Linked DNA regions of Mus musculus: region 2 is linked to region 1. The links are chromatin loops, found by intact Hi-C in ENCODE. Cell type or tissue: heart. All regions are shown on one strand. Each heading gives the region's core, and the rest is flanking DNA. Links, peaks and the distances in the headings are about the cores only.

Region 1 (16,140 bases), core at 4,620-12,619:
GTGTTTCCTTCTACAAACGAACTTTATCTTCACTGTTTGCGATTAAAGGTGTATACTAAGGGTGTGTCTGTATTCCAGCAGAGGGATTAAAGGGGTGTGCTAAGGCTAGTGTTAGCCATGGCCTGTAGGCATGTATTTTTTTCTCAACCTACTTTAATAAGGGTTCACCCTCCCCTCTGGCCCACCATCCAGCAGAGGTAGTGGCAAAGAAAGGTTATTAGGATACGGGAGAGGGAAGCGGATCTGTTTAGAAATAGTTCTTTGGTGACGAGTCCAATCTACATCGTTCACAGTCTAGTCCACTAACAAACACCAAACACGAATCAGCAGCTGCAAACCAGTCCACTCAGCAGACACCACACACAAATCAGCAAGGGCCGAGGAAGCAGCAAGAAGCCACAGAAACCTCCTGAGAAGTTCTTTGGTGACTTTCTATGAAGTCACAAGTGAAGGTCAGTGATGAAATGTAAAGTGAACCAATACATGCGTGTTGTCAGTGAAGACTATCAAGGCAAACCAATGCTCGAGCTCCCACTGTGAGGTCAGATTTATATTCCTTCTAAATGTCACATGTCCTTTCATGTGTCTGCTTCAGCAAAACACCCTCTCACCTTGTCTGCTTCAGCAAAACATTTGACATAACCTCCGTTCCAAAGAAACCAGAAGTTTCCACTTCAATGGCCACACCATTTTTGTTATGGGGAGCCCTCTAGAGATGACCACTCAGACATGGTTTATAGCCAATTAGAAGTCTTTATTCCAGCTGGCTGGAACTACACCCAGTTATTTGGGTATCCTAAGTGTAGCACCGAGTGTCCAGAGCATGGGGCTTTTGAAGACAAAAACTGCTTCCTGGCATCTCACTGGGCAGCTGTAGGGGGCGCTGCACATAAGCAAGCAATTTTACAGAAGCTACATTAGCTAGGTCACCCCAACCTTGGATTCCGAGAATAGAGTTGAGCAATTTTCCACAGGATTCTCCTTCAGGGAGATGGAATTCTAGTTACCCCAAGGTGGCCTCAACAAGAATACAACATGAAGGGACCTCTGCGCTGCCTTGCCCTGTCATATTTTGTAAAGCTCCTCCATTTAGTTAGTTCCTAGAGCTAAACTAACTTGGTTCCTAGAAGTAATGTTTTCTAGATTCTCTCCTTCCTCCTCCTTCAGATCACCAGTAACGGCCAATCTAGCTCCCCTACCCATGCTAATCAAGGGACAAAGGGAGATTTCCAGTCCCCTCCCTCATCTGCTTTATAACACCAATGTGTTTGGAGGATGGCAGGCTCTGTCTCTTGGACTAGATATCTGCAACCTTCTCCTAAATAAGGCTTGTGCTGCCATTGGGCCACCCATCCCTTTGTCTTACTTGCTGAGTTCTTTTTGCAGTGAGTTCTTTTGAAGGGTAACTTCCCTCCTACCTTGAACCTATGCCATCCCCATGGGGCAGGGACATCAAGAGGACACATATCTGTAGGGCGTCCTGGACCACTCTAGAGGAAACACCGGTGTTCTGATCATTGCACTGTGAAGGGACATCTCTGTGGATAGGAGGCAGAAGCCAGCGATCAGCAAAGGCAGAAGCTTGGCTGCTGATCTTTTTTAGGGGGACTTACTTCCCAGAGTCTCACGGTCTAAACAACAATATGCACCTATGAACTGTGGGGGGAAGGAAATAGGATATACATCTAGTATATCACTTTACATACCTTGAAGAGCTGGAGGCCAAGCAAATGGGCACACACCTCTAAATGAAGCACTCACAAAGCCTAGGCAAGAGGATTGATGGTTGAAAGCTAGCCTTGGCTACATAGTGCAATAGGATCTTAAAACAAAACAGGGTCTCAAAGACATTTGTATACGTACATTTATTTATGACAGGATTATTCACTGGCCAACCTAAATGTCCATCAGGTTATATAACACCTGGTTATATGATATCAGGTTATATAACATAAAGAATATTTGCTGAGCGTGCGGGACCCATGCTTACAAAAGAATGTTGGAATATGGCTCTACCTCTGCTCCTTCCCACTCTTTGCCGAAGGCAGCAGACATAAAGGCAGAAGGGTAGCAGTGAGGCTCGGGTGCAAATCACCATGTAAGGGCTGGACTTTGCAGTGTCATGTGAGCTGAGGCTCACGCCCCAGCAGGTGGCTGTGTTGCGGTAAATCTCCAACCCTAGTAAGCCTGCGCAAAGAAAGCACAACTCAACTAATATGAATACCAGCTGCGAGCCTACCACTACTCTACTCTATTCCCCATCTATGAGATCCCTTGCTACCTGCGGTTTTTCTAGGTCTTGTGCTTCTCCATCTTCTTTACACGTTCTCCTCGGTCTGTCTTCCTCTCTTCCCCCTCCCCCCCCCCCCCCCCCCGTAACTTTCAGCTCCACCTTTCCCTTTCACTGCCCAATCACTGGCTCTAGCTTTTATTTTACAAGTTAAAATGAGGAGAAGGTTCACAAATAGTCAGTCCCCATCTAAGGCAGCCCCTCTTGGGGAAGCATAATTAGCATCAAAATACAAACACCACCAGAGCAATGCCACTGCTTAGGCGTGTTTAAAATAAACTGAATAGGCTGGGTGTGGTGGCACACGCCTTTAATCCCAGGGAGGCAAAGGCAGGCGGATTTCTGAGTTCAAGGCCAGCCTGGTCTACAGAGTGAGTTCCAGGACAGCCAGGGCTACACAGGGAAACCCTGTCTCGAAAAACCAAAAAAAAAAAAAAAAAAAGCTAAATAAACTCATTTAGAGGAATCCTTACTTTTGTTTCCCAGGAAATATAGGGTTTCCTTTCATGGATTCATAGATGGTTAGTGAAAGAATTTTAAGATGGTCCTAGAAGGAAGTTTGAAGAACGTTTTATGAGAATTAAGGAACAGGGCATGCAAACTGTTCATCTTGGCAGCAGCCATGAAAAGGGGGATGGAGAAGAGAAAGACACAGTCACAGATTTTGAAAAAAAAATATATTTATATTTCTTTTTGCTTGAATGTGTTAGCTCCCACGCACCACGATGATGTGAACACACGGGTTGCTTTTTTCTTGCTGTGATAAGACGCTGTGACTAAAACAACTTCTAAGAGAAAGCATGTAATTTGTGGTTTACAGCTAAGAGGGCAGGCTCATGTAGAAGACACAAGGTCCTTGTGCTCACAGACAAGTGCCCGGGGGAAGCAGGGATGTTAGACCTGCAGCCTCTTCGGCTTCTCAGTCATCCTCCCTAGACAATTATGTTGAGCATTGCTTTTCAATCAATGGGATCCATCTTTATGGAAGAGGTCACATGTACTTTACAAAGAGTTTCGAGAGGCTGGAGAGATGGTTCAACGGTTAAGAGCACTGAGTGCACTTCCAGAGTTCAATTCCCAGTAATCACATGGTGGCTCACAACCATCTGTAATGGGATCTCATGCCCTCTTCTGGTGTGTCTGAAGACAGGAACAGTGTTCTCACATACATAAAATAAATAAATAGGCCGGACAGTGGTGGCGCAAGCCTTTAATCCCAGCACTTAGGAGGCAGAGGCAGGCGGATTTCTGAATTCGAGGCCAGCCTGGTCTACAGAGTGAGTTCCAGGACAGCCAGGGCTACACAGAGAAACCCTGTCTCGAAAAAACCAATAAATAAATCTTTAAAAAAACAAGAGTTTTGGTGTAGTGACACCTTAAGCTCTGCTGTACGAATAGGAATGAGTTAATTATCACCAGGAAACAACCCCCCCCCCACACACATACCACCCACCCCCCCACCCCCAGCCCAAACTGTGCTGTGCTTAAATAAACTTCCTGGTGTCAGACTTTGGAGTGTGAACACCAGCCAGTGAGTGGACTTCCGTTTCGCCTCTTACTCTCTGCTGGCTGAGACCCCATGAGCACACCATCATATGGCACAGAGTATGACAGCAGACAGGCATGGCATGGCACAAGCGTGAAGCAGAGAAAAAGAGTTAAAACCCCAAAGCCCCCCCCCCTGCCCAGTGACACACCTCCTCCATCCTTCCCAAACACTTCCACCAACTGGAAACCCAGTATTCAGACTATGAGCCTACTACTCTTATTTCAACCACGACTCAGTTCTTTCCTTCCACCACGTGGGTCCTAGGTTACAACTTAGGCCATCAAATTTGTTGACAAGTATCCTTACCTGCTGAGCTGTGTTACTACTGAGCTGTCTTACTGGTCCAGTTGCCTTTGAACTTAGGTCCAAAGAGGCAGGCACACCTAGCAATGGAGCCGCATGGCAGAAATGGGTGAGGCTTCAAAGAAAGAGCAAGGATGTTCTGAGGGTCCATCTATTAAGAAAGGAAAGCACTTCCAAGAATAGGGGTGGACTACTGTGGTGGTACAAATGAAAATGCCCCCCACATGCCATTAGGGAGTGGCCTTGTTGGAGTGCATCACTGGGGGTGGGCTTTCAGGTCGCAGATGTTCAAGCCAAGCCAGTGTTCAACTCTCTTCCTGCTGCCTGTGAATCCAGACGCACAACTCTCAGCAACTTCTCCAGTACCACGTCTGCCCGTATGATGCCGTGCTTCCCACCATGACAACGGACTAAACCTGCAAGCTAGTCTTAATTAAATGTTTTCACTGATAAGAGTTGTGGCCATGGCTTGTATTCTCAGCAATAAAACCCTAAGCCAACTATAGAGAGAAAGCAAAAACCTCTGAGACAGGAGACCTATGACCCTTACAGCATGTTTGCAGAGCACCTATCCCCGGATGTTATGACGCCCAGATGAGGAAGGTATTCCGTCTCCTCTCCTACATGCACTTTTATTTGTATGCAAGAATGTTCGTCTGCATGTATATATTTGCAATTTGTGAATGTCTGGTACCTTGGGAGGTCAGAAAAGTGTGCTGGGTCTCCTGGACTGAAGCTATATCTGTGAGCTGCCATATGGATGCTGGTAACAGAATCCTAGACTGTCTTCTGCAAGGCAGCACATACTCCTAACTGCTGAGCAGTCTCTCCAGCCCTCCTCTGTTCGCACTGACACAGCTCCTTTCAGTGTCTCCTACTTGGCTCTGTCACAGAAGGCCTTTCTGCAGTGAGGAGATGTTCCTTCATGTCTCCTCAAGAAAGAAGAATTGGGACAGGGACCAGGTCATGAAAAGCCCATCGAGTCTTCACTAGTACACTGATATTACATTTTTAAAAATTTTTTATGATTTATTTATTATATGTAAGTACACTGTAGCTGTCTTCAGACACACCAGAAGAGGGCATCAAATCCCATTACAGATGGTTGTGAGCCACCATGTGGTTGCTGGGATTTGAACTCAGGACCTCTAGAAGAGCAGTCAATGCTTTTAACCACTGAGCCATCTCTCCAGTCCCACATTCTTTTTTTTTTTTTTTTTTTTCGAGACAGGGTTTCTCTGTGTAGCCCTGGCTGACCTGGAACTCACTTTGTAGACCAGGTTGGCCTCAAACTCAGAAATCCGCCTGCCTCTGCCTCCCGAGTGCTGGGACTAAAGGAGTGCGCTACCGGCTTCAAGTCCCACATTCTTAAAGCGAACAGAATTCATGAATGGAGAGGTGCCCGATGGCTAATAGCGCTGGCGGTTCACGCTGAGCACCTGTTCCGGTTCCCAGCCCCCATAGGGCAGCTCGCAAATCATCTGTAACTCCACTGTAACTCCACTTCCAGAGCTTCTAACAGCTTCTTCCGGTCTCTTCAGACACTGCACACGTGTGATGCACAGACACGCATTCAGGCAAAACACTCACATGCACAAAAGAAATAAACTCTCACAAAGAATAATGATAATTTTAAAAACCCAAAACAACAACAAGCCGAGACCAGGTCTGGAGAAATGGCTCAGAGGTTAAGAGCACTGACTGCTCTTCCAGACGTCCTGAGTTCAATCCCCAGCAGCCACATGGTGGCTCACAACCATCTGTAATGGAATCTGATGTGTGTCTGAAGACAGCGACTGTGTACTCAAATAAATAAATCTTAAAAAAAAAAAAAAGAGTCGATTTCTGAGACATGTCCTGATATGAAGTCATTACGCTAAATTTGATAAACTAGTTGTTAGGCTGGAACCCCTGCTCAGCCCCTGCACAACCTGGGAAACCCTGTCTGCCCTCCTTCCCCTGACCCCGCCCACACAGAGAAAACTCCCCCTGCGATTTAAGAAAAAAACTCCAGACTAACATGTCATCACTCTGACTGGGAGCTGCCCACACACGGGGTCTTTTTGACTATGTATAGGCACAATCCCAGACGTCATCACCCCGCGCACAAGACCCATAAACCCCCTTGCTTTACCCTGGATGTGCGGCTTAGATCACTGAACCCACCCAAGAGCTGCCTCCTAATCAACCTGTCTTTATTTACTTTTAATCTGATCTAAATTGGCCTATATCTGCCTCACCAAGGGAGAGAAAAAGCCTACCACGTGTCACTACATATTTCATGATTTCACTTAAATCCATGCAGAGTTGCATGGTAGTCATTAGGGGCCGAAAGGGGAGAGTGGAAGATGGATGGCTGCATTGACCTCCATTGTGGGAACACACTGAACGCCCCTAATCTGACCTTTAAAAGGTGAAGTTTACGTGTGTTTAACAACAATAAACAAACAAAATACTGCAGGGAGGTGTGGTAGTGATTCACATCTATAATCCCAGGATTTAGGAGATAGAGGCAAGAGGGTCAGGAGTTTGTCAACCTCAAGTACAAAGCAGACCAGCCTGGGTTACAGGAGGCTCTCTTTCAAAAAGAAAAACAAAGCGATTATGTGGATCTCAAGAAAATGTGGCGAGACAGGCTTTCCTCAGCTGCATCCCGTGGGGAATCCTCTTCCCTGATGAACAAGTATTTGTCCCACCCTAGGCACTGTTTTCCCCGCAAAGACAACCAGACTCGGATGAAACAGGAAAACAAGGCTGACCTGCTTGTTAATCCTGTCAACTTGACAAGATTTAGAATCCCCATGGGAACAAACCTCTGGTCAAATCCACAGGGGAGTTTCTAGACTAAGCTATTTGCAGTTCAGTGGAGAATTTGCGCAGCCTGGGCTGCTGACACTCTCTAGGTTGACTGCACGGCTCACTGACCGGCCATCATGGTTCAACTGTCTTGACAGCCACCTGTTCTGCAAGACTAGACACCAGTTTTGCTTATCTTGTGCCTCTTATTCACTCTTAAAAACAGTGAATACCACAGGTTTTAATTTTACATCCCCTTATTAATTTAAAAGTATTTAAGTTTTTACAAGCCTACAGTTAAAATATGAAGAGAAAACACAGTTGACGTGTAGGAAAAGGAGAGGATCCATCCCATACTGTAGTGTTTAATAGACAGCGGTCTATAATAAAGGATACTAAATTGTTTATCAGCAGAAGATGAACTGAACTTTTTTTCGTTTTGTTTAGTTTTTTTTTGTTTTTGTTGTTTTTTTTTTTTTTTTTTTTTCGAGACAGGGTTTCTCTGTGTAGCCCTGGCTGTCCTGGAACTCACTTTGTAGACCAGGTTGGCCTTGAACTCAGAAATCTGCCTGCCTCTGCTTTCCAAGTGCTGGAATTAAAGGCGTGCGCCACCACTGCCCGTCTGAACTTTTATAAATAAAAATATGACTATCGTTAAGACTGCAGTAAATACTCTTGCAAATCTTTTAACCTTCTCTTTACTTGTACTATTTAGCATCCCTTTCTTGACTAATTTCTACATGCTACTCGCTGCAGTACCGGGCTCCACACACACTGAATTAACGTGTCCGTGCGCTACCACTACCAGGATAAAAGCTGATGATTTTCAGGCAAACCCAAAAAGTAATTATTTTCTTCATTTTGTCCTGTAAGATTCCAGTAACATCATTACCAGCGGCCATGGATTACACTTTTGCAGTGCGATTTTCATCAGAGTTTGCCTAGCTTCTACACATCATTCTTCGCGCCAATCTTCAATCTCAAGGTCCAGCTACGCGAGGCGAGGAGCTCGCGCCCGCCCGCTCACCTACGCATGCGCCCAACGCCTGGGTCCTGCGCGCGCAGCAGGTCAGGCCCGCTCGGGCAAGCCTCTGCTGAGAATCCTAATTCGCCTTTGCCCGAGGCGGAAATGAGTGGGTGTGGCCTGGTGTTGTCGGTTCCGCCCCGGAAGTGGGCGGGGCGTTGAAGCCCGCGGCGGACTCGTAGCCTCCCAGTCGGGCTGCGGCCGAGGCCGGTCCTGGCTTTGTAGCTCACTCAAGATGGCGGCGCAGCCACCCACCGGGATCCGCCTCAGCGCGGTGAGCAGCCGCGAGGGGAGGAGCGGGCCGGGTCCCAGGAGGGCGGGCAGGCGGGCCAGCCAGGAGGTGGCAGTGGGCGGCGGCGACTCAAGGGCTGGCGCGGCGGCCGGGAGGTCGCGGCGGGGCCAAGGGTCCGCCGCCATGTCTCCTCGCTCGGAGGAGCGGCTGTAACGCGCGGCCGGTGCGCTCGCGGCATCTCGGGGCAAGCCGAGGCGGCCTCCCTCCCTCCCTCCGGCTCTGCGGCGCCCGACAGCTGTTGTGGGAGCCGCGCCCTCCGCGACCCGCCCGCCCCGGGAGCAGCCGCCGGGCCTCGTCGGGGCGGCGTGGGCTGCGGTGCAGCGCGGTTCCTGCACGCGTCCGTCCCTGTCGGTCCCGGCTCGGAGGAGCGGAGGCTAGGACTCATCTCCTCCGCTTGCTTGGCATGCCCCTGCCTTTTCGGGCCGAGCCCATTGGTGGCAAACCCTTTGGAGGTGGCTGGGAGTGGTCGCAGAAAAGGACTTACACTTTCGGGTCCAAAACATTGTGGGCGTGGCTTCACCTGATGATTCCTGCAAAGTTTTATTCTCTGCCGGCCCTGAGGTCTTAAGCGGGGAAAGTTACTTCCTTGATGTTTGAAGGATGGCTGCGGTGGCCCATGCCTGGCATCCCCAGCGCTCGGGTGACCGAAGCAGGCAAATTCTAGGACAATTTAGGGAGACAAGGGGAAGTCCTGTCTCAAAGGCAAAAAAAGCGGTACTACTGTGTTATGTAATTTCGTTGGCGAGCGGTAAGGATTTCCGGAGGTTAAAGCACCTCCCGTAGGTGCTCTTCAAGAATGCAGGTCTCCGTCCATTCATTAGGCTACTTCCGTCATTTGGGATGTGATAGCCCCAAGTGTGCATGAAGTGTTACCTAGTTTTATCGCGTCTGCCTTTTTTTTTTTTTGTGAGGTTGAGTATTCTTCACATTTTTTGTTATGTTTTGTTTTAAATTGCCTGTTAGTACGGTTTCCCCCCACACAGTTTATGTGTGTGTGTGTCTTATGCACCTGAAGATGAGGACTTCTGAACCCTCACTGCTAGTTATGAGTTGGCCCATGGGGTGCTGGTAACTGAATCCTGGTCCTCTGTAAGAGCAATTTGTGCTCTTTTGTTTGTTTGTTTGCTCTTTTGTTTGTTGACAGGGTTTCTCTGTGTAGCCCTGGCTGTCCTGGAACTCACTCTGTAGACCAGGCTGGCCTCGAGCTCAGAAATTCGCCTGCCTCTGCTTCCCGAGTGCTGTGATTAAAGGCATGTGCCACCACTGCCCGGCGCCAAAAGAGTTCTTATTCCCAGGATAGTGATAGAAATTATCCTGTGTCAATTATGAGTGACTAAGGTCCTGGAACAGGATTTAGATTCCTGTGAGTAATGGGGGTGGCGGTGGTGGTGAGTGTGTGTCTTGGGTTACCCAACAAGTGGCTGACTTCCTGATTGCCAGGCAAATGTTCTTTATGTTGCTGTATCCCCAGCCTTATAGAAGTCCTAAATCATACAACAAAATAAATGCATAGATGAGTACATTTGCAGAAGTACTGGCTGGAGGGGTCAGGTAGCAAGCAGGCAGATCTTTGCTGGGCCCAACAATACATTTGAGAGTTTTACCTAGCAAAGGGATGCTAGGTCAAATACAGAGTTGATGGTAAGTAGCTCTTAAGAGAGACTAAGAAGTCAGGCCTTGTGGTACATCTGTAATTTTATCCACTGTGGAGGCTGAGGTAGTAGGACTACAAATTCAAGGCCTGCCTGAGCTACAGAGTGAGTTCAAGGCCAGCCTAGACAACCTGTCTCAAAATAAAAAGGAAAGAGGACTGGGCTGTGTTTCAGTGGGAGAGTACTTGCCGCCATGTCTGGGGCCCAAGTTCAACTCCAGCACTTGAGGGCACTAAAGATAGCTCAAGAGAATTTTGGCTGTCATACAACATTCCATTTCTCAATCATGATGTTATGGTTAGCCAAACATATACAAGATCCTCAGTACAGATGGACCTTTAGAGAACTTCCATTCATGACAGTTAGCCTTAGGTGTTGCCACAAGTATTTGAAGTCTCTATTTTGGGTCAGGGATATATCCCAGTGTAATATAGCACACACTTAGCATGTGCTACGGCCCTTGGTTCTACTGCAGTACCAAAAATAAAATACAAATGCTATTTCTTTAAAAAGCTACATCCAAGTGACAAGGCGTAATATAAGCCCAGCACTAAGAAAGGTGAAGTGAGAGGATCAAGAGTTCCAGGCCAGCTTATACCATTTTCTTGACCCTTTACTCAATAAGAAAGATAAGCCACAGCCTAAAGAGAACTCCCAGGTTGAGTCCTGATCAGTAGAAATGGGTGAATTACATGTCTAATTGGTTCTGCATCTGAACCTTTTTCCCTCCTTACATATTGCATTCTCTGATTCTTCAAAGTTGAAGGGCCAGGAAAACGGCTCAGTTTGGTAAAGTGCACTCGGTGAAATCATGAAGACCTTAGGTCAGGTCCCCAGCCCCCAGGAACGTGTCTATAATCTCAGCACTAGGGAGGTAACTGACTGGATCTCATTAGCCAGCCAATCTAGACAGACTAGTGAGCTCTAGGTTTAGTGGGAGACCCTGTCTCAAAAATAAGACTAGTGAGATCGAGGTCGAAGATACTCTCAAGCTAGCCTCTGGCCTCTACTTTCGTGTTAAGCCCCACAAACCCACCACAAAAAGATTGAATTGATACTGGGCACTCTTGAGGCTGAGACTGGAGGGTAACAAATTCAAGACCAGCCTGTAAGACTTAGTAAGACCCTGTCTCAAAATATGAGAAAGAGGACTGGGCATATAGCTTAGTGGTAGAGCACTTGGCCTGGTGTGGGAAAGACTCTAGAACCATCCTAAAGGAACAGAAAAGCTTGGCCTGTCCCTGTAAGCCAGCACTCAGGAGGCAGAGGCAAGCTAGGGTAACATAGGGAAACCCTGTTGAAACGAGGAAGCAAGCAGACCAAATTCCTTTAAGTTGGCAGTGTTGGCAGATGGTGTTCTTGAGACCCTGGGTTCTTCCCCATTGCTGTAACGATGTTCAGTTAAGCACAGTGGCTGTTTGGAAACTTCAGCATTGTCTTTCACTGTCTGCTTTGGGTTCCTGACGGTTTGAAACTTTTACCTTATGAACCAGATCCAGCCTGGCACCTGTATGTATGACCTGTGATCTAAAAGTGAGCATTCAGAATGTTCGAAAAAAAAAAGTTGTAGGACGTGACATAAATTTTAGTGCTCATAGTTTTATTGTAGACACCGTGTACAGTTTACATATAACTGTGACCTGCTTGGAGTAGGGGAGAAGCTAAGACATGAACTTTTCATTTATCAAAGGCCATAGAACTAAGCTGGGCAGTGGTGGCACACACTTCTGATCTTAACTCTTGGGACGGTAGGGGCAGGCGAATCTCTTGAGCTCAAGGCCAGCCTGGTCTACAGAGTGAGTTCCAGGGCGTGGGACATGGAAGGGCAACATTCTTCAGTGTGTCATTTCTAGGCTATTCTACACACATTTTAGAGTCATTTAGGAGGTCTGAGATCCTAGCATGGAGTGCAGAGTGCTAAATAAACATTTTTCATTTTCTTCTGTTGTTTGGTGGCTTTTCTCCACCCTCAGATAGATCCCTGTGCCTCCAGCTGATACAGGTGCACTGCTCACCCGCTCCTGAGGTGTGGCATTACTTCATTTACTTATTTTTGGTGGAGTTGGTTTGTTCTCTTTTTTTGTTGTTGTTTTTTCGAGACAGGGTTTCTCTGTGTAGCCCTGGCTGTCCTGGAACTCACTTTGTAGACCAGGCTGGCCTCGAACTCAGAAATCTGCCTGACTCTGCCTCCCGAGTGCTGGGATTAAAGGCGTGTGCCACCATGCCCGGCGGTTTGTTCTCTTTTATTCTCAGATATGCCTGGCATGGTACTGTGATTGCATTTTCTATACAGCTTTTTACTTTCCCTGGAGTTAGCCATTGATTTATATGTTTTTTTTCCTCCATACTGATCAGTAGATCGTTCACACTTTCACAGGATCATAGAGGTCTTTTTCCTGCTGTGTTCAGAACACACCCAGCATTTATCATGTGGGATTCCCTGGCTGGATAAAGGTGTGGGGACTTCTTTAATCTTCTGTTAGGACTGTGTGGATTTACTCCTTAGTAAGCACTGAGTGACTTACAGCATCGGCTGAGCCTGCCCTCCTGGCCGCAGTCCTGACATAAATGATTCGATGTGTAACTTTGGACAGATCAGTCTCCTTGTACCCAAGGTTCTGGTGTGAATGAGGAGTGTGATTCTCTTACCCATAACAGAATTGTGCTTTAAGTTTTTGGTTTGTTTTGGTGATAATGTTCTTCTTTAAGATTTTTTTATTATTATACGTTAAGTACACTGTTGCTGTCTTCAGACGTACTGGCAGAGGGCGTCAGATCTCATTATGGGTGGTTGTGAACCACCATGTGGTTGCTGGGATTTGAACTCAAGACCTTCGGAAGAGCAGTCAGTGAGTGCTCTTACTCACTGAGCCATATCGCCAGCCCATGCTTTAAGTTTTTGAGGAATCTTCATGCTGTGTTCCATAGCGGCTGTACATGTTATATTCCCAGCAAGTGTTAGCCTAAATAATACAGGGTGGCTCTCCAGCACAGCAGATTGCAATGGCAGGGAAACCCAAGCAGAATACAGTAGCCATCATGGACATAGAGGGCACAGGAAGACAAGCACACCAAAAGTAAGTGGGTAAGGGTTGTGTTTTGAAACAGTTGTCTGTGGATGCAAGGAACACCAGGGTACCATCAGCTCAAGGATGATCAGTGAGTTTCTGGACCAGTGATGGATGCTCAAAAACTGCTTTGAATCTGTATATGAGGCTGTGGTTTTTGCAGTCTTCTGTGGTGGTTTCTGTTACCTGGAAAATATTTTCAAGGATCCTCCCTCCCTATGTGGCTTTACCTTGTTTTATTTTGGTCCTGACAGCATTTTTCTTTTTCCTTTTCCTTTTTCTTTTGCTTCCTTCCTTCCATCCGTCTGTCTGTCTTTCTGTCTGACTTTCTGTCTTAATCATTTATTTGTTTGTTTGTTTGTCTGTTTGTTTGTGGTGTGGAGGGCATGCACACATGTGCCATGAGAGAACAGAGATTAGGAGTCCGTTCTCTCCCCCACCATGTGGGTCCCAGGGATTGAACTCAGGCCTTTAGGCTACCAACTACTTTGATACAACAGAGCAATAAAAGTTCTAATTTCTTTGAATGCTTCCTCTTTTGAGACAGTCTCAATATTTTGCCCCTTAGCCTCACTTGCTACAATAGACCAAGATGGTCAGACTGACAGAGATTCTCTACCTTCCAGGAGCTGGAATAAAAGCCATGTACGCCTAGCTAGCCTCCTGCAACTGTTTAGAGTTGGTGGGGTTTTGTTGTTGTTGTTGTTGTTGTTGTTTTGTTTGTTTTTGTTTTTTTGAGAGAGAGCATGTGAGAGAGCGTGAGCTAGAGTTTGCGTGTGGAAGCCAGGAAAGGCAATTGCTTTGCTTAGAGCTGGAGCTACAGTCACTTAGGGGCTTCTCGAGGAATTTCAATTCAGAACATGGCTGCTATGGCAAGAAATCACATCCAAAAAAAAAAATCTTCTAGGTCTGTGTTATCTGGCTGGAATACAGAGGAACCTTGAATCCAAGGAGACAGGCAAGCAGATCTCTGAGTTCAAGGTCAGCCTTGTATAGAGCAACATTCGGTAAAGAAAAGCTTAGGTCCAGGCATGGAGGCGCACACCTTTAACCCAGTACTCAGGTGACAGAGGCAGGTGGATGTCTGAGTTCTGTTCAGTCAGTTCATGAAAATCAGAGGCAGCTATCAGTAGAGTTATACAGAGAGAGGTTGAAGAGAGAGCAAGCTAGATACAAATAAAGACCGAACAAGCCAGAGAATTAGAAGGAGCCAAAAGATTAGAACAAATTGCTAGAGTTACTTTGAGACCAAGCAGGGCAATTCAGTGAGAAGCAGAAAGAAGCCAGTTTTGAGTCATCTTGAAGAGGAGTTTTGAGCCAGAACAGCTGAATTAATGCAGTCAGCCAGAGCTCAGGAAGAACTAGGAAGGGTGAGCTTACTCAGTGGTAAGTCTCAGGCTGAGCATTCTCAGCCTAGGTTAGCAGACAGAGGCAGTAAGCCCCAGACAGCAATTGTATCAGGAGAATAAAAAGTATAGAAACTGACCAGTGTGACCCTGAGAACCAAACTCTGGTTTAAGCTTTATTGAATTCTGAAAGTTGAATTTTTTTTTTTTAAGTTTTTGCTTTTCTCTGGTGCTAAGATGAAACCCAAGATGCTGTAACTGCTGGACAAGTACCCTGCCACCAGTGTCTGTCCCCAGGGTTTTCACTGTCATTTGTTTTGTGATTGAGGTTTCCTGGGAAAAGCTGGGACTTCGAAGGCCAATTGACATCAGTGATGTGGATTCAGAGTTCAGAGCCAAGTTACCTTAAGACATCTTTGGCCCTTTAATAGCCATTATTGCCCTCCCCTGTGGCTTAAGGTCTTTGAGCATTGGGAAAATCATTTGAAGTATATGGATGGACCCCTATATTTCTCTCAACCAAAAGGTCAAGGAATGCTGTCCAAAGCATCTGAGGCTGAAAACAGCATTTTCCTAGCTTTACTGTAACCTACCAGCTAGTGTACCCAAAAGCCATGATACTTGGATTCCTTTGCTCTGCTACTCTAAAAATTTCATCAGATTATTACTACTCTTGAACATTTGGCTCTAGAATGAACTGTCTCTTACCCCTTTGGGGTGAGAGCTGTTTCTTACGTTGCTGGTGAACTTAGATGTACAGTCATAAATGTCACTTTCATTTCTTCAGCTGAAGTGATGAGATAAGAGCTGTACCCAAGCTGTGCAAATACATGGCTTGGGCATTTCCTTCTTTGTTCTAACTATCCCTAAGTCTGGTCCTAGAAGCTTCCCACCTCTGTACAATATAATCTTCCAAGGTGAATGATTCATTCTGGCTGCTCTTGGCTTCTGACTGAATTGTTCTGCCTGGCCTCATACTAACTTTGACAATCTGTCCTAATCTCCTTCTTGTTCTCTGGCTTGTCCTCTCTGTAACCTATCTCTGTAGAACTGTCTCTGTGAAACTGCCACTCACCACACATACCACACACACATACACACACACATCACGGGCACACACACTGCACACCTTTTTCTCACTCTCTCTGCTCTTTATGTAGTCTCTCTCCCTCTGCTGTTCTCATGTGAACTGAGAGTATCCTATCTCTGACAACTCTTTCTCTGATTGGTCACTTTGCCACTCAATTAGATGCCACTTTCAAACATTGGCTGCTTCCTTCTACAAACAAACCTTACCTTCACTGTTAGGGATTAAAGATGTGTACTAAGGGTGTGTCTGTATTCTGGCTGGATCATATCTTTGGATGTGATCTCTTGCTAGAGCAGCCATGTTGCTGGATTAAAATTCCTCTACATACATAGTTCTAAAATTTGATATAGTTTGATTTATATGCCTTTTTTTGTTATATTCAAGAAATAATTCCCAAATCAAATGTCTTGAAGCTTTTTTCTTCTAAAGTCTAACAATTTATCTCTTATTCTAGGTGGGTTTTGTTGTTATTGATGGTGATGGCAGTGTTTTGTTTTGTTTTTTTTTTCCGAGACCAGATTTCTTTGTGTACCTCTGGCTGTCCTGGAACTCACTCTGTAGACCAGGCTGGCCTCGAACTCAGAAATCTGCCTGCCTCTGCCTCCTGAGTGCTGGGATTAAAGGTGTGCGCCACCATGCTGGGCTATTTTAGGTTTTGATCTATTTTGACGTAGTTTCTATGTATTGTAATGCAGGAATTTGGTTTGCCCAGTTCCATTTGTTGAAAGGG
Region 2 (16,140 bases), core at 4,201-12,200, 230 kb before region 1:
TTCCCCTTGACTCTCACCTGGAAAGCTGGCGGGTACTAAGTCTGTGTCTTCAAACTTCCTTTCTTTCAGCCATTTTCTTAGCTCTATAAATTCTGATCTGTAGCTCTCATTTACTGACCAGGAGAGAAAAGAACACAGCACAGTTACCACCACTGGATCAGCAGGGCCAGCCCTTCAAGGGCATAAACCTGATGAGGCAGAGCAGACAGGAAAACACAGAGGGAACGAATCTCACTAAAAATGAAAACGATACAAGCTAAACAGAGAAGCCATTCGCAAAACCATTACTTCAATGCACGCACAAGAACATTTGATAAAATCTATTTTCAGTCTGGTAAACATTACCAACAAATGAAGACAGTTTCCTAACTTCCAAACCCAGAGACATGTAACAGAAAACACAGGGTGATGGCGGGACAGGAGCAGGGTGGGGCAGGGTGGAGTGGGTGGGGCAGGGCAGGGGCTGGGAACAGCCCAGGGCGACCCAGCACTGCCACACAACTACCACAGCAACAGTGAAAGCTAAGTGACCTGCTCCTAAGATCGGAAGCAGGGTGAGATAGAGTAGATAGTTAACCAGCATGATATCGGAAATAATACAAAGCATCAAATAGGAAAAAAAGCAAAATTATTTTCAGAAGATGTAAGTATAATCATGGACTATCTGAGAAGACTATGAAAACAGCTACTAAACAACAAATGAGTTTAGCAAATAAGATATAAACAATACATTAAAAAATAATTTTATTTCCACATACTAGTAATAACCAAAAATTCAAATTCCAAAAGTGCTATTAATACAAAATTCTTCACAGATCCAAATATATATATATATGTATGTATATACATATACATACATATGTATACATGTATGTATGTATGTATACATGTATACATGTATGTATAAGTATATGATGTATATGTGTATGTATACATCAAAAGCTATAAACACCACTGAAAACAAGGGACACATCATAAACAGATTAACTAGATTTTATGTTTCTTTTCATTATATGTCGAAGCTCTCGTGATATTTGGAAATGGACCCTGAAGTGCATAACTGGGGTTAAAGTCACAAGGGCGGCCCTTCCCTGATGGCTTCCAATGATGACTGGTGGCCTTAAAAGAGGGGACATTTCTCAGTGGTACTATGCATGAGGCCACAGGTTTGATTGCCAGCGCCCCTTTCCAAAAGTGGAAAGAACACAGATTTCCTTGCCACGTGAGGACAGGATGAGACTCAAGCTAGCCACAAGCTGGGCAGACAGCTCTTTCCAAGGTATCCAGACCTTGATGTTACATTTCTCGACCTTTCTGTTTAAGCTAGCCGGTACATGTCATTCAGAGAAGGCAGCCCACACTCAAACCTAAACAAAAACAGATTCTGATCAAGACGGATGAACAAGGGGTGGCACACACTTTTATCCCCAACACTTGGGAGACAGGAGGACCAGGATTTCAAGGCCAGCCTCAGTTACTAGTATATTCAGGGCGTAGGCTATAGTGAGGCCATGGTTCAAACTAGTAAAGAATGGGTGGGTAAGACTTGAAACTATCACTATGGTAATAAATGGGTGTATGTGTGCATATATTTAGTAAGCTAGGCACGGTGGTCCACGCCTTTAATCCCAGCTCTCAGGAGACAGAGGCAGGCAGACATCTGTGAGTTAGAGGCTAGCCTGGTCTATATAATGAGTAGAAGCACAGCCTGGGATACGCAGTGAAACTCTATACATACACACATACACACACACACACACACACACACACACAAACACACACACATATATACACACATATATAGGATGGAGAGATGGCTCAGTGGTTGAGAGCACTGACTGCCCTTCCAGAGACCCCCAAATTCAATTCCCAGCAACCACATGGCAGCTCACAACTGCCTGTAAGTACAATTCTAGGGGACCCAACACCCTCCCACAGGCATACACGCAGGTAAAACACCAACGTACATAAAATGAAAATAAACTTATGTAAAAAGTATATAGTGAAAAAGCAATTAGAAATTAATATACCAATCTAATATAAAACACTAAAGGAGAAACAGAGAAACAAAAAGCAGATATTCAACACAGAGAAAACAAGACCAAAGACGACAGATGCAAGAAATCCATGAAAAGGCAGCATCCACCAGGCCGAGGACGAGACCAAAGTATTTCACACCGTCGATCAGACACACATCTGATCATCTTCAGAGAGAGAGAGAGCAGAGCAAAGGGATAGACAGACAGGAGGAGGGAAAGGGATGGACAGACAGAAGCAGAGCCACAGAGAAGAAACCAGAAGGAGTGTGTAAGGCACATTTCACCTCTCACAGCACACAGGGACGCCATTAACAAGTGTTCCTTAGGAACAACAGTGCTCTGAGGAGCACGGTGAGCAGACCCTCCTCTACACAGGGCTTCCTCCCAGGAGCAGCAGCCTGTACCTGCTCTTGAACCAGAGCTTCGCCGCCGTCTCTTCCTGGCCCTCTCTGTTCTTCCTCTTCGTCTCTGCATGCTATCCCTGGAGCCTGTGCTGTGTTTAGCTGAGAACAACTCGCAGCTCAGCCCTCCCTTCCAGCTGGACGAGAACCACGGGCCTGGGCACCTTTGAATATACAAATACTTATTTTGGTGAATGTTTTCAGGATTTTTTTTGTTAAGAAAATATTTATTTATTTTACATATAAATGAGTACACTGTCACTGTCTTCAGACACACCAGAAGAGGGCATTGGATCCCATTACAGATGGTTGTGAGCCACCATGTGGGTTCTGGGAATTGAACTCAGGATCTCTGGAAGAGTAGTCAGTGTTTGTAAATGCTAAGCCATCTCTCCAGCCCCATGTTTTCATTCTTTAAGGAAAAAAAAAATCCTTTTCTTAAAAGCTTTGAACACCAAACCATTTTATCTAGTGCTCAATTGGGATCCCTGAAGTAACAAGTTCCACTTATGAGGGGAAGCCTCTAAAACAGTAGTTCTCAACCTGTGATTCACAACCCCTTTGGGGTCGTCTATTAGATATGCTTCATATTGGACATGTACACTATGATTCATAATGTAGCAAAAATACAGTTATGAAATAGCGGCAAAATTATTTTATGGCTGGGGTCACTATATCATCAGGAATTGTATTTAAGGATAGCAGCATCAGGAAGGTTGAGAACCACTGCTTTAAAAGGAGCAAACAAAACCATCAGGAGGCCCTACCGACTAAAATCTCACAGCTGATTTTCTAAACATATCCTCTGGTGACTTTCACAGCTCAATGCTAGTGAACATTTAGTATAGTGCTACGTAACTGTGCTGAAGAACACACAGGGACTGGAGACACAGCTCAGTGCACAGAAGAAAACGAAGGCAAAACATCTATGCACATAAAATAATAACTAATACAAAAAATACCCGGTCATTATGAAGCACCCATCAGTTCAAAAGTCTTAGAAAAAATAAATAAGCCCCACTCGGTGTAAAGTGGATTTTTAGCTCTAAAGGTCAGAATGATTAAAATGGGCATTCGCAGTAGACTAAAGAGAGCACAAGGCAGAGAGACCGGAAGACATAAAATGACTCCATTCCACATTAGCCTCTCAGAGGCCAAAAAGGAAAGATCCAGGAACAGACAAGAGTGTAGACCAACTGTAGAAACTAACAACAGAAACACAGGCAAGCGTCCTTGGAAGATACATGCTAACATTTAAAACCATACAAGAAATACTGAGTAACACTAAAGTTGAAGAAAATTCTAGTTTAAAAGATAGGGGCGGGGAGTGGGCAGCTGGAGAGATAGCTCCGGGGTTAAGAGCGCAAGGGGCTCCTGCAGATCAGGGTTCAGTTCCTAGCACCCGTATGTGTAACTCCACTGCCTGGGGATCCAATGTCCTCTTCTAGCCTCTCTATACACTGCAAGCGTGTGGTGCGTAGACATACCTGTAGGCAACTTACCTTTATACATAAGATAAACCCCTTTGGGTCCTGCCTCTGGGTAAAAAGAATGCCAGGACTCTGTAACAAAACGCCCTAGAGAACATTATATGAAAGCATTCTTTTTTTTTTTTTTTTTTTTTTTTGGTTTTTCGAGACAGGGTTTCTCTGTGTAGCCCTGGCTGTCCTGGAACTCACTCTGTAGACCAGGCTGGCCTTGAACTCAGAAATCTGCCTGCCTCTGCCTCCCAAGTGCTGGGATTAAAGGCGTGCGCCACCACGTCCAGCATTCTTAACAGCCTTTACTACTTCCATCCTACCCTGTACCGTACTAAAGTGACATCCATCTAACATGTGCCAAACCAGTGGAAATGATTTTAAAATCTACTCTAAAAATAAAGGAGGGCAGGAAAGGACCGCCCACCAAGCCGCCCAGGTAGTTTAATCTACCTCGGCAGCAAGACTTGCTTTACGAGTCAGTCTGGAGCCAGGCACCAGGTCCGTCCTGGAGCCCACGTGTGGTGCACAAGGACGCGCAGTTCCACCGCAGCCCTGCCCCCTGCTTGCCACCGGGGCCTCAGTGATGGCCACACGCCACAGCGCCGTCCTGGCTCGCAGTCCTGGACGGACCGGACATCAATCAATCCATGCCACCCGCACCAGCGAACCAACCCAGGCCCGCTGGCCGCACACCACGCCTGCGCAGTAGTCGCTCTGGTCCTGACTTCCGTTCCGGGAGAGGTTCCACACGCGCAGAGGAAATTGGGGTCTGGAGCTACACAGAACTCAAAAAAGCCAACGGAACCCCGCTCCCGTTGCCCAGGCAACGCCAGGCCCACCGGAAGTGCTCCTGCTTACCTTAGAAACCGCGGCGAAGCCGGGGTACGGACGCAGACCGCTCCACCAGCTACGGAGAAAGCGGCTGCGGTGCGGCGAGCCTACGCCTCTGGCACGCGCATGCGCAACTCCCAGGCCTCCACAGCTACGCCATAACGCGATGAGCATAGCTGCTGACCCATGCTCCAAATAGCCAACGGGAAGTCTTTCCTCACCGTGTCCTTTCTTCCTCCGACTTCCTGCCCCCTCCACCAGACTGGCTTACCTGATCCCCACCTTGCCCTGCCCTCCAGCTGCCAGGACCCAGGCGGTCCATTCTCCCAGACAGCCTGTCCCCCGCCTTTCCTCTTATCCACTATGAAGGCATTTCTGTCTTGTCCCAAGACTGTTACTGGAACTGTTAGGGTCAGAGTAAAAGTACGAATTAGGATTATGGGAAGAAATAAAAAGAGAGAGAGAGAGAGAATTTAGACGTCCTCAAACAGCGAGGAGCAAGCTTTACTCAAAGAAGTGGGTTTTCTAGTTCTAGCTCTGCATGTCGCGATCCAAGCACGGGACTTTGTCACATAAAGACCAGAGGTCAGGAAAAGGCACATTTCATGCTTTAAGCTGGAGTTTTTGTAGCTAAGGATGTGGAAGGGAGAAAGGGACAGAATGAGAAAGCTGGGTTCTGACACTACAGCGCCTGTTGTACGTTTTTGCAACCACTGCCACTGGGATAGATATCTGATGTGTTAGAATGTCAGGTCGCGTCTTAACAGCATACTAGGCCAAAACAGTTCCACGTGGAAGAGGTTTTATTGAGAGAGAGGGACGAGGTGGCGGCGGAAAGAGAAAAGAGGGAGTGACAGAGGGGGCGTTCTCCTTATTTATATGGAAAATGACGTAATGAAGGTAAAGGTGGGAGGTGAGCCAAGTGGATGCTGGGAATATGCTGCAGGTCGCGCTGTCGCCTATGTGATGTCATAGGTTTGGGAGGTCCTGATGCTAACAATATCAGCTACTTTTTATTTCTGCAATCTCTGAATCGCTACGTTTGAATTCAATTTCAGGGTCTTGATTGGGAGGGGGGGTCGCGGGGGGGGGGTGCGGTGTTTGTTCCAGATCCTTTATATGCAAAGGATAGGGGCGACTGTTTCTGTCTACCTAGTTCCTGCTGGCAGGGAGCATCATTTTCTAGGGGTTTGATCTGGCATGACTCTAAAAGAAGTACTGTTTTGGCTTTGATTTGTATGAATAACTGAGTAATGTCAGTGAAACGATCCAAGAGAAACTTCTGTTAAAAAAACAAACAAACAAAAAAGTTAGGGCTCGGTATGATGGCACATGCCTTTAACCCCAGCACTCTGGAGGCAGAGGCAGGTGGATCTATGCTAGCCTGCTCTACCTAGCAAATCCCAAGACAGTGAGGGCTCCACAGAGAAACCCTGTCTCCAGAGAAGATGAAGGGGGGAAAAAGGTTAAAAGGCCAAAAGGTCAGGATAAGGAGGATACAGAGGAAAGTCAGGAGAATGGGGAGGAGCCAGGATGCAAGAAGGACACTGGATTTTCAGTATCTGGTCCCTAAGCCTCTGGGCCTCATACAAGCCACCTTTGATTGGTTGCTGTAAAGACAGCATTGTCCCTTGAGGAGAGTGTACATCACTCCGTGGGATGCACTGAGGAGGTCAGTCCCCACCATGGTGGCAAAGAGCCAAGTTCATCTTGAATGGCTTTGATCTGTCTTGAAACATCTTTAACAGATTGAGGCAGTTTCTAATGCAAGGCGCAAATAATAAATCAAGAGTGATCAGGAGGACCCTAGCTTGTCTCCCAAAACCTCCCCCACCCCCTAATTGTCATTCATTATGCTCTTCTGCAACTTTGTTTATTAAGACAGCAGGATCTGCACTGCCCTCAAGGTTCCTTATACACCACGAACTACCCCTGCGTGGCTTTTGTACTGAAATAATTCAATGAACATCTGTCTCACTCCAGCAACAGAAGAAAGTCCCTGGGGGTATGGAGATTGCAGACCAAATAGTCACTGATATATAAAAGAGCAAACCATAAACAGCTAAATTATCCTGGATGACAGAGCAGGTATCCAGACCATGCAAGGTGTGACCACATCTATGTGACACTGCTGAGCGCCGAGGACACTGGAGGGGTGTTTGCTCAAGCAAGACCAACAAGATCCTTTTATGCCTTGACTGTGATGGACACAAAACCTAAAATGCCAAGGAAATCATACAGAATGAATAAATTTACCTGAGGTCACAAAAGAGGAGTCTGAACAGAACTGGAAGCTTGTCTTGCTGTGGATACGTGGTGTTTTACTATACTTTCGGCAGCTCACAACCTCGTGTGACTCCAGTCTGTGGGATCTGATGCCCGGTGCCCTCTTCTGCCCTCTGGGCATGGCACATGGTACGCAGACATGGGTTCAATCAGAACACGCATACACCGTTCTTGCTTCCTGTGGTTACATGGGTTCCAAGGATTGAACTCAGGCTGCTGGGTGACCAAGGTCCTTGCCCTCACTTGCTGAGCCATCCCACCCTGGGCAGCATTTTTTTTTTTGGATTATTCAGGTTTCTTAAGCAATTGACTAGGAGCTTACTTTGAACGGCAATTTACAAGCAATGTATATGAGGCAGTAGAATATTTTGAAATGGAAATCTTATACCTGTCTCCTTTATTTTACTGTATTCCTAATACAATGACCTTCATACACACAGAGAGGTCTTCCTGTGGGGTCAGTATAACTAAAATGTCTTATTTTAATCTAAATGGCCACTTGTTTCTAATAGCAACCTACTGAATGGAGAGGAAACGAAACTTGACCTGGAGATCCCTATAGCCAGGGTGTTAGGAACCAGTGACGAAATCTGTTTCCCACGACTGAACCAAATGTCATTTTGCGAGCATATGGCATCATGTCATCTTAAAAAGGGACTAAAAGGGTGCATTGTGGTGCACAGAAGAGCAGCATCCCCTGAAGGCCCTGTACACATCTGTACACTCAATACAAACATCCAGGTAAGACAAAGCAATTAGAAGTATCTAAAGGGATACCACAGGCTAGTAAGGAATGTTTCCTGCCCAAAGATTACCCCAATAGCTTTGCTTTGGTGTCCTAAGAGGTGAATTCAACACAAATTGCGATTCCTCATCATAATCTCCCAGTTTGTCCTACAATTCAAGTTCCTACAACTTAAGTGGCAGCTTTATGTTATTTTTTTTAAACACCAGAAAGAAAACGTACAGAGGTCCAATTTGCAAGTTGGGGAAAACAGTGAAAAATTCATACAAGTAATGAGGAAGACCTAGACCCGTGGGCAAGCTGAATGCATGATTTCCAGGTGCAAAGCTGTGTTTCTCTCTCTCTCTCTCTCTCTCTCTCTCTCTCTCTCTCTCTCTCTCTCTCTCTCTCTCTCTCTCTCTCCCTCCCTCCCTCCCTCCCTCCCTCCCTCCCTCCCTCCCTCCCTCCCTCCCTCCCTCCCTCCCTCCCTCTCTCTCTCTCTCTCTCTCTCTCTCTCTCTCTCTCGCCTTCTCCTGCAGTCTTGCCTGGCAGCTGGCTTCAACACGCCTTCAGGAAAAAGCCTGAGATGTCAGTCATTTGACCTGGCCGGTTTTTTTCCTGGCTGGTATGTAACCCCCAACTGCATAATGCATAATCTGAGATAACAGACAACCTGACACCTTTCGTTGCATGGTAAACTTTTATTTAAAAAAAAAACAAAAAACAAAAAAAAAAAAACGGAGTTCAGGTAAGGTGAGCCATTTCCTAAATACACAGCAATTTGACAAGAGGCAACTTTAAAATCCACACTAAACAACAAACACACCCCCCACCAGCCACGCCCCCCGTAGGGAGGGGGCTTAAACTGCGCATGCGTGCTAGGTGCGACATTGTCGACGCCAATTTCAGTCCGCCAGTGAACCGGTCTTGAACCACTCTCCAGCAGCCTCGAGAGGCAGAGTTTGCGCCAAGTTCCTTGGTCTCCGACGGCCTCCCTTCTCACGCAGCCATGTCTTCCAGCAGACCCGTGGCGCTGGTGACCGGTGCTAACAAAGGAATCGGATTCGCGATCACTCGTGACCTGTGTCGGAAATTCTCCGGGGACGTGGTGCTCGCGGCGCGGGACGAGGAGCGGGGCCAAACGGCAGTGCAAAAGCTGCAGGCGGAGGGCCTGAGCCCACGCTTCCACCAGCTGGACATCGACAACCCGCAGAGCATTCGCGCACTGCGCGACTTTCTGCTCAAGGAATACGGAGGCCTGGACGTGCTGGTCAACAACGCAGGCATCGCCTTCAAGGGTAAGCCATTGGGTGTGGAGATGGAAGGTGGCTTCCCCAGAGCCTGGTGGCAAGGTGGGCTGTGCCTCTCTGGGATCATTACTAGGACCAGGAGCACTATGCTGTAGGACTCTGAAACAGATCCCCTGGGAGAAACAGGACAGGGTAGTAGGGGCTGCAGGAAAGCAGAGCCTCAATGTTCGCCATCATTTCTAGGTTTCCCTCACCCAGTTGTTGAGTAATTGAATTGGACTTGGCGATACTTAAGTGGAACTATATCTGATACTGAAATAAGCAAGAGATTGAGGAGAGAGAAAGAGACAGAGGGAAACGGTGTTTCCTTAAGATCCTGATATATACAAACTTCACCTAGCCACCCCCAGTGGTGGTGGTGTCTTTCAAGCACAATAGAAAATTGTCAGATGGACAGTGATGCAGAGCTGTATGTAAACAAGACTGTACTTGCAAGTGGATCTCTAAAGCTCTAGCTTACTTAGGTCTTTACATTTCCACTCCGCTAACTCGGTTCTCTTCTCCCCCCCCCCCCCCCGAAAGTCAATGACGACACCCCCTTCCACATTCAAGCAGAGGTGACAATGAAAACGAACTTTTTTGGTACCCGAGATGTCTGCAAGGAGCTGCTCCCTCTAATAAAACCCCAAGGTGAGTCTGCCAGGTGACTTCCGGGCTCAGCTCCTCTCCCTACTGCACAGCCTCTCTGCCACTGTGAGGCACTGCTCAGACCTTTGATCTCAATTCTTTTGTGGCCATTGACTTTCTCTTTGCATACGCAGCTCTTCTTAATCTTCAGATAAGATTCCAGCATCCACTTCTTCCACCTCCTCACCCATTAGGGGCTTTAGGACTCCAATTATGTCTGAAATATTTTGCATACATACTGACATCCCACTGGCCACAATGGCCTGTCCCCACAAGTGCTAAGATTGTACCCAACTACATCCCTCAGCCCAGCTCCACAGCAGCTCTCAGCTGTCAAGATGAACCCTACAAACCCTCTGAGGAAACCACCTTTCTGGAGCAGGACTTCTTTGCCTCTCTACAGCACTCAGCCCCTCCTAAAATCCTTCAGGAAGAAAATCAGGCCTTTAGCAGGGCTCACAAGACTCTATAATCTCACCCTTCCTTATTCCGAGCTCATGTTAGTGCTCCATCAACATGAGAAACCTTTCTGGAAAAACAAACTATCACATTACATTTCTCATGAACTGCTCTCATACCACAAGTCTTTGAATAGCACGTGAATGACCAGTCATTAAACACACCAGTAATGATGAGGGAGCCACTTTGAAAATGTGAGTCTCTGGTATAGAGTTGACTAAGTATGGCTCTCTCAGAACTCCTGTCCTCTCTCCTGTCTTCCCCTCTGGACCAGATCTCACGGTCATCTGGCTTCTCTGCTCACACAAACCTCAAAAGCAAAAAACCAGATTCTCTGCTACTTAACTCCTGTTCTGTGCATCCCTGTCTCACATGAAATCTTTCTGATACAATTCTCACCAGATGTAAAGTGCTGTTCTTGTACATGGTGATGTGTTTTTAGGCAGAGTGGTGAATGTGTCCAGCATGGTGAGTCTCAGGGCCCTGAAAAACTGCAGGCTGGAGCTGCAGCAGAAGTTTCGAAGCGAGACCATCACAGAGGAGGAGCTGGTGGGGCTCATGAACAAGTTTGTGGAAGATACAAAGAAAGGAGTCCATGCGGAAGAAGGTTGGCCTAATAGTGCATATGGGGTCACCAAGATTGGGGTGACAGTCCTGTCCAGAATCCTTGCCAGGAAACTTAATGAGCAGAGGAGAGGGGACAAGATCCTTCTGAATGCCTGCTGCCCTGGGTGGGTCAGAACCGACATGGCAGGACCAAAAGCCACCAAAAGCCCAGAAGAAGGAGCAGAGACCCCTGTGTACTTGGCCCTTTTGCCTCCAGATGCAGAGGGGCCTCATGGGCAGTTTGTTCAAGATAAAAAAGTTGAACCATGGTGAACCCAACTCTCACCTCCCACCCCCTTGTATCCAGACTTTATGAAGGCCAAGGACATTTATAATGTAGTAACACTTCTGAAAAATAAACATAGAATTCTTTGAATGCACAGAGGTTTACAAATGTTTTTAAGTTGTCCTTTATTTTGTTCATATGATTGTCTTTGGTGTATATCAGGAAGGGTGCTACACCCATACAGTGCTCTTGAGTGCCAGGAGAGTCAGTGGATGCCAGGAACTGGGCATAAAGATGTTGTAAGCCTGTTCATGTGTGCTGGAAAAGGAGCTCTGGCCTCTACAAGAGCAGCAAGGGAACTTCCCTGCTGAGCCATGTCTTCAGTCCTCATTTCTACAGATGCCTTTCAGGCAAAACTGCCTTCATCCCAGGCGTTTAATTAAAACAGAACTCAGGCCAAGGGATGGCACGGTGTGACTGCAGACAGTGAACATCAGGAGCCAAAGCAGATTGGGGAAGCTTGTGCACCCTACAGTGTGTGCTATCAGCTCAGGGGTGTCCTTAACAGACACTATGTGTGGAAAGCCTGAGTCATGGCAATGCTGACACAAAACAAGGTGCTCAAAAGGAAAAGAGATCAATTCCCCTGGGGGCATTTTGAGTGACCATGAGGTTACCCAACAACATGGTACACCTTGGAAGCTCTTTCACCTGGGTTTTATAGTTTACAAAACTAAGAAAGCTATTGATCAAGGCAACCTTGAAATACTGTGAGGAGCACAGCAGTGAGTCACATACAATCATCTATAGGCCCAAGAGGCTACCTGAGGACATTCTTAGTTCTTGGATTGCTGGGAGCCTGTGTCCTACCAAGTCCAGAGCTTCTAAGAGGCTTTTATTTAGTAACATCAGGGGTTAGTTCAGAGTTGAGCAAGGATGTGCTGTTCTAAATGCTTGACCTAGTTCAATATAAAGTCATTAACCTCTGAACCTGCAGAATTCCAGTCTCTCCACAGCAACCTGTCCTTCGATCTCTTCAGACTCCTCCTAGGAGTCTGGTTCACAGCCAGACGCAGCTTCTTTTCAAGAATTTTTGTTCACAACAAACCGCAACACAAGGATTGAAAAGTGAGTGGGCATGTACAGGAAGCAAACACATGGTGTACGGGCTTTCTTCATTTGTGTGATTGTATGTGTGCTGTCATGTGTACATGATGTGTGTGTGTTTTCATGTGCACACACATGATGTGTATGTGTGCTGTCATGTGCATGTACAGATGTGTGTGTATCTGTTCATGTATACATACATGATGTATGTATGTGTTGTCATTTGCACTCTGTGATTTTATGTGCATACAGAGGTGTATGTTTATATGCACATACATGATATGTATGTGTGCTTTCATGTTCAAACACATCATGTGTATGTGTCCTTTCATGTTCACATATATGATGTAAATGTGTGCTTTCATGTACACATATATGACAGCCTCGGGGTCATTCCTTAGGTGCTTGACGCTGCTCTGATCAATTTTGGTTCTTCATTTAGTTTCAAAGTTAGGTTACTTGCTAGACTAGCAGGCCAACCAGCTCCAGGGATCTGCTGTCTCTGCCTGCTTAGTGTGGGGGATAAAGCCTATGCCATGGGTCCTGGGCTCTGACTCGTTTGTAAGGCAAGCACTTTTGCTGACTGGCCTAACTCACTCCTCAGCCTGCACAATGACTTCCTGACAATTTTTTTCTTTCACTTTTATATCTCCTGAAATTTCTCCAACCATGGGAGAGGCTAGGAGGCATGTACTAATTTTTTGTTCACCTCTTTATCTGTTGAAAGATTTCCAACCTTGGCCAAAGACTAGGATCCTACTCAGCCACAGAGTATATGCCAGCTTGCCTGAGGCAATGGGTTGAGTCCTTAGAACAAGGAGGAGCAGGAAGAGACCATCGGCTTTCCTTCCTTAATGCATGAGCTGACCCAGGATGACTAAGTGTCACTGTGCCTCTATCACATTGACTATCAAGTCAGGGAGATAACAACAGGATACACATCACCGTTTATGTGTGAAAGCATCATCAGGCATGCACGCATGCATAGGATTTGGTGTCATGCCACACTGCCATTGGGGATGACACAATCCTCAAAAGTGAAGAATGCCACATGCTCACTTTCTGTCACAAGGGACCTTGCAGAATGTGGACGTGCCCATCACCCTGGCTCTGTCAGGAACTCTCCATATTCCTCAAGGCCTCTGACAGTCTCACTGTGGACCAGTGATTTCAGGTTGAAGAGGAACACAAAGCAAGGCCTTTCATAGGTGTTCGCTTCACAAGGCTCCTCTCCCAACAGGGCTGTTCACTTCCTCTTGCTTATTTTGTATTTTTGAGAACAAGTGCCAGAACATCAAGATGGAATATCACAGCCGCAGAGTTCCAAGTGATAGTCTGAAAATGTATACTCCAATCCAGAGACATTTGTCCTAAATACCAGCTAGCATTGCAGAGGTTTTAAGGAATGCACGCCAGGTCAAAATTGTTGATTAACCATGGCATCTGGGAGTATGATTATTCAATATTTTTAATGGTTTAATGGTTTCTTAGGCTGAAGGGTAAAATACACAAGGCTAAAATGAGAGTTTTAGAAAAAGGTAAAATTATGACTGGCACAGATACAATATTAAGCTTCTATTTAACACATGTATGATTATTTGTATGATAAGAGGGATCCAGACAGATGTGAGTCCAAAAATAAAGATTAAAGGTTCAAGGTTACATGGAAAAGGCACACTGAGTTAAAGGATGGACAAAGACAAAACCCAGTGCGTCCATGGTGTAGGGGAAATCACTTAAATCCCAGCATTTAAGTGTCTGTCAGGCCTTACAATTCACAAGTTGTAAGCACTGTGAATGCGGCCAAAGTGCAGTGCTGAGATCTTCCTGGAAAACAGTCACCACTCTTGAAGGAGCTTGATAAGGAACCATCATGCCCAAGGGAGACCAGGAGGAGGTTTGTGGGAGTGAACAATTTGAGTCCTAATTGTCCTGCTCTCTAGTGCTAACTACCTCATGGAGTAACTTCCTCAGATTTCCTAAAGCAGTCCCTCTAACTGAAGGCTTCATCTTTCCTTTGAACTTTGTAGGCTTATGCATGGTGCACATGAATACAAGCAGACATATACACAGACAACAGACTCACAGACACACACAAATAGACAAACACAGACACACCACATACCACACGCACCTCTTGAAATAAATGCATAATTAGCAGGGCAAAGTGAAGTATTTTTTAATTACATCATTTCACAGAAAGTCAAGGATGCCACTGCAGAAGTCATTGCAAACTTACACCACCTGATGCCTTTATGAGGAAAGAGAACAGTCTCAAATCCAGGTGATCTCTCAGAAAGAGAAAGAACAGAAGAGAAGACACGCAGGAGAAAGGGCATCACCATGCCCAGAGAAGAACCCAAAAGACCCACAGGAGAGCACAGAGAGACTGCCTATGTCACCAAGACCCAATCCACTGCAAACACATCCATGACCTGCAGCCATTTTGTCAGGAAATACAGGAAAGGCAGCGATTCTCAATGTCAGCTCTACAACTCGTGGAGAACAAGGAAGTCATGGTGTGAGCAACTTCATGTCACAGGACAAACAACTAAGGGAGACACCCGAAAGTCTGAACAACACTCAAGAAAAGTTAGAAACATAAGGATTCTCCTCTAAAATAAAGCTGCTTCTGCTTCTGCTTCTGCTTCTGCTTCTGCTTCTGCTGCTGCTGCTGCTTCTTCTTCTTCTTCTTCTTCTTCTTCTTCTTCTTCTTCTTCTTCTTCTTCTTCTTCTTCTTCTTCTTCTTCTTCTTCTCCTCCTCCTCCTCCTCCTCCTCCTCCTCCTCCTCCTCCTCCTCCTCCTCCTCCACTGAATCAAGGTCACCCAGGGAGCCACAGGTGGTCACATTGCAAAGAGTAGGTGGCCATGTGGTGCCAGCCCCAACTGATAAACCTACAGCACCATCTCTACTCCTAGGGCTTGGGAGTAAGACTGTTCAAGTGAGAGGTCCACACTGCCTGATGCTATGTGGTAACATCTAGACCAGGACACAGATACTGAACCTGTGAAATCTCAGCAGTAGGCTTGCCTACATAACACCTGCCTAAGGTAAGCACCAGTTGTCCAGTCAACATGGATGAGGAAATTTCATGAGGTCCAACATCTAGATAAAGAGCTACAGGCAAGCTGGGTGTGGTGGCGCATGCCTTTAATCCCAGCACTCGGGAGGCAGAGGCAGGCGGATTTCTGAGTTCAAGGCCAGCCTGGTCTACAAAGTGAGTTCCAGGACAGCCTGGGCTATACAGAGAAACCCTGTCTCATTAAAAAAAAAAAAAAAAAAAAAGAGCTACAGGCAGTCAATGAAGAGATACAGGCTAGTCTTCTTTAGAGCCAAGCCCATGATAGGTCATCCAATCCAAAGTGGTCAGCCCTAAACTTGTGTGCACATACACAACACCGATGACTTCAATACTCTGTGTGTGTGTGTGTGTGTGTGTGTGTGTGTGTGTGTGTGTGTGTGTGTATGTGTGTGTGTATGTATGCCTTTGGGAGAGTGTGTATATATATGGTGTCTGAGTGTGTGTAGAGGGTGTCTATATGGTGTGTATGTGTGTCTGTGGGGGTTGGAGATGTATGTGTGTATGTCTGTTTTATGCTTCTGTGTGTGTGTGTGTGTAAAATGATAATTACAGAAGGAGGGATGATAAACTTGAGAGAGAAGGGGGCAGCAGGTAGAATTAGGGAGGTAGAGAGGCAGAATAGATGCAAACACAGTACTCATATATGACGTTCTCAAAAATAATAAATTTTAAATATAAGCTTCAAATGATCTCTAAGTACAAAACCAAGAATATTGGCCGGGACATAAAGAGGCCCACACCTATGCCTGCCTTCTTTACCTCACCTTTGACTTGATTTTACAGGATAACAGAAGCAGAGGCAGGTGGCCAAGTTCTGCTTGGAAAAGCCTGAGTCACCATGAGATTGAACTTATCCTTGGACACATACGTGGCTTAGACCTCAGAGTGGGAGGAGGTGTCAAATTGTACATGGACTCCTGGACACATCTTTGGGAGGTCTCATCCAGTAAAGATTTGATT

Evidence for each region. Hi-C counts contacts between places; a loop is a spot of excess contacts. Peaks named below come from ENCODE experiments on the same cell type or tissue, not always from the same donor. Only the 100,000 strongest peaks of a DNase experiment are listed, where the experiment ranks them.
Region 2: it touches region 1 in a loop (4-fold over the local background); 1 of 42 quality-filtered maps calls a loop at or near these places.

Annotation. Positions count from the first base shown.
Region 1 is chr16:93,824,113-93,840,252 of GRCm38, forward strand. It overlaps Morc3 (microrchidia 3), which reads left to right and starts at 8,009. Exons shown (of 17, transcript NM_001045529.3): 1 at 8,009-8,236. The coding sequence starts at 8,198. It overlaps Gm30881 (a long non-coding RNA gene), which reads right to left and starts at 8,980. Exons shown (of 3, transcript XR_876266.3): 1 at 8,739-8,980. In heart, for the core only: no CTCF peak of the experiment used is centred there; DNase peaks (open chromatin) are centred at 8,079 and 8,779; H3K4me3 peaks cover 2,152 bases; H3K27ac peaks cover 1,432 bases.
Region 2 is chr16:93,599,195-93,615,334 of GRCm38, forward strand. It overlaps Setd4 (SET domain containing 4), which reads right to left and starts at 4,621. Exons shown (of 12, transcript NM_145482.3): 1 at 4,372-4,621; 2 at 3,943-4,017; 3 at 2,444-2,604; 4 at 18-113. The coding sequence starts at 2,513. Cbr1 (carbonyl reductase 1) reads left to right here and starts at 8,643. Exons shown (of 3, transcript NM_007620.2): 1 at 8,643-9,060; 2 at 9,595-9,702; 3 at 10,601-11,155. The coding sequence starts at 8,772. The coding sequence ends at 11,037. In heart, for the core only: a CTCF peak has its summit at 4,477; DNase peaks (open chromatin) are centred at 4,667 and 8,657; H3K4me3 peaks cover 3,184 bases; H3K27ac peaks cover 2,324 bases.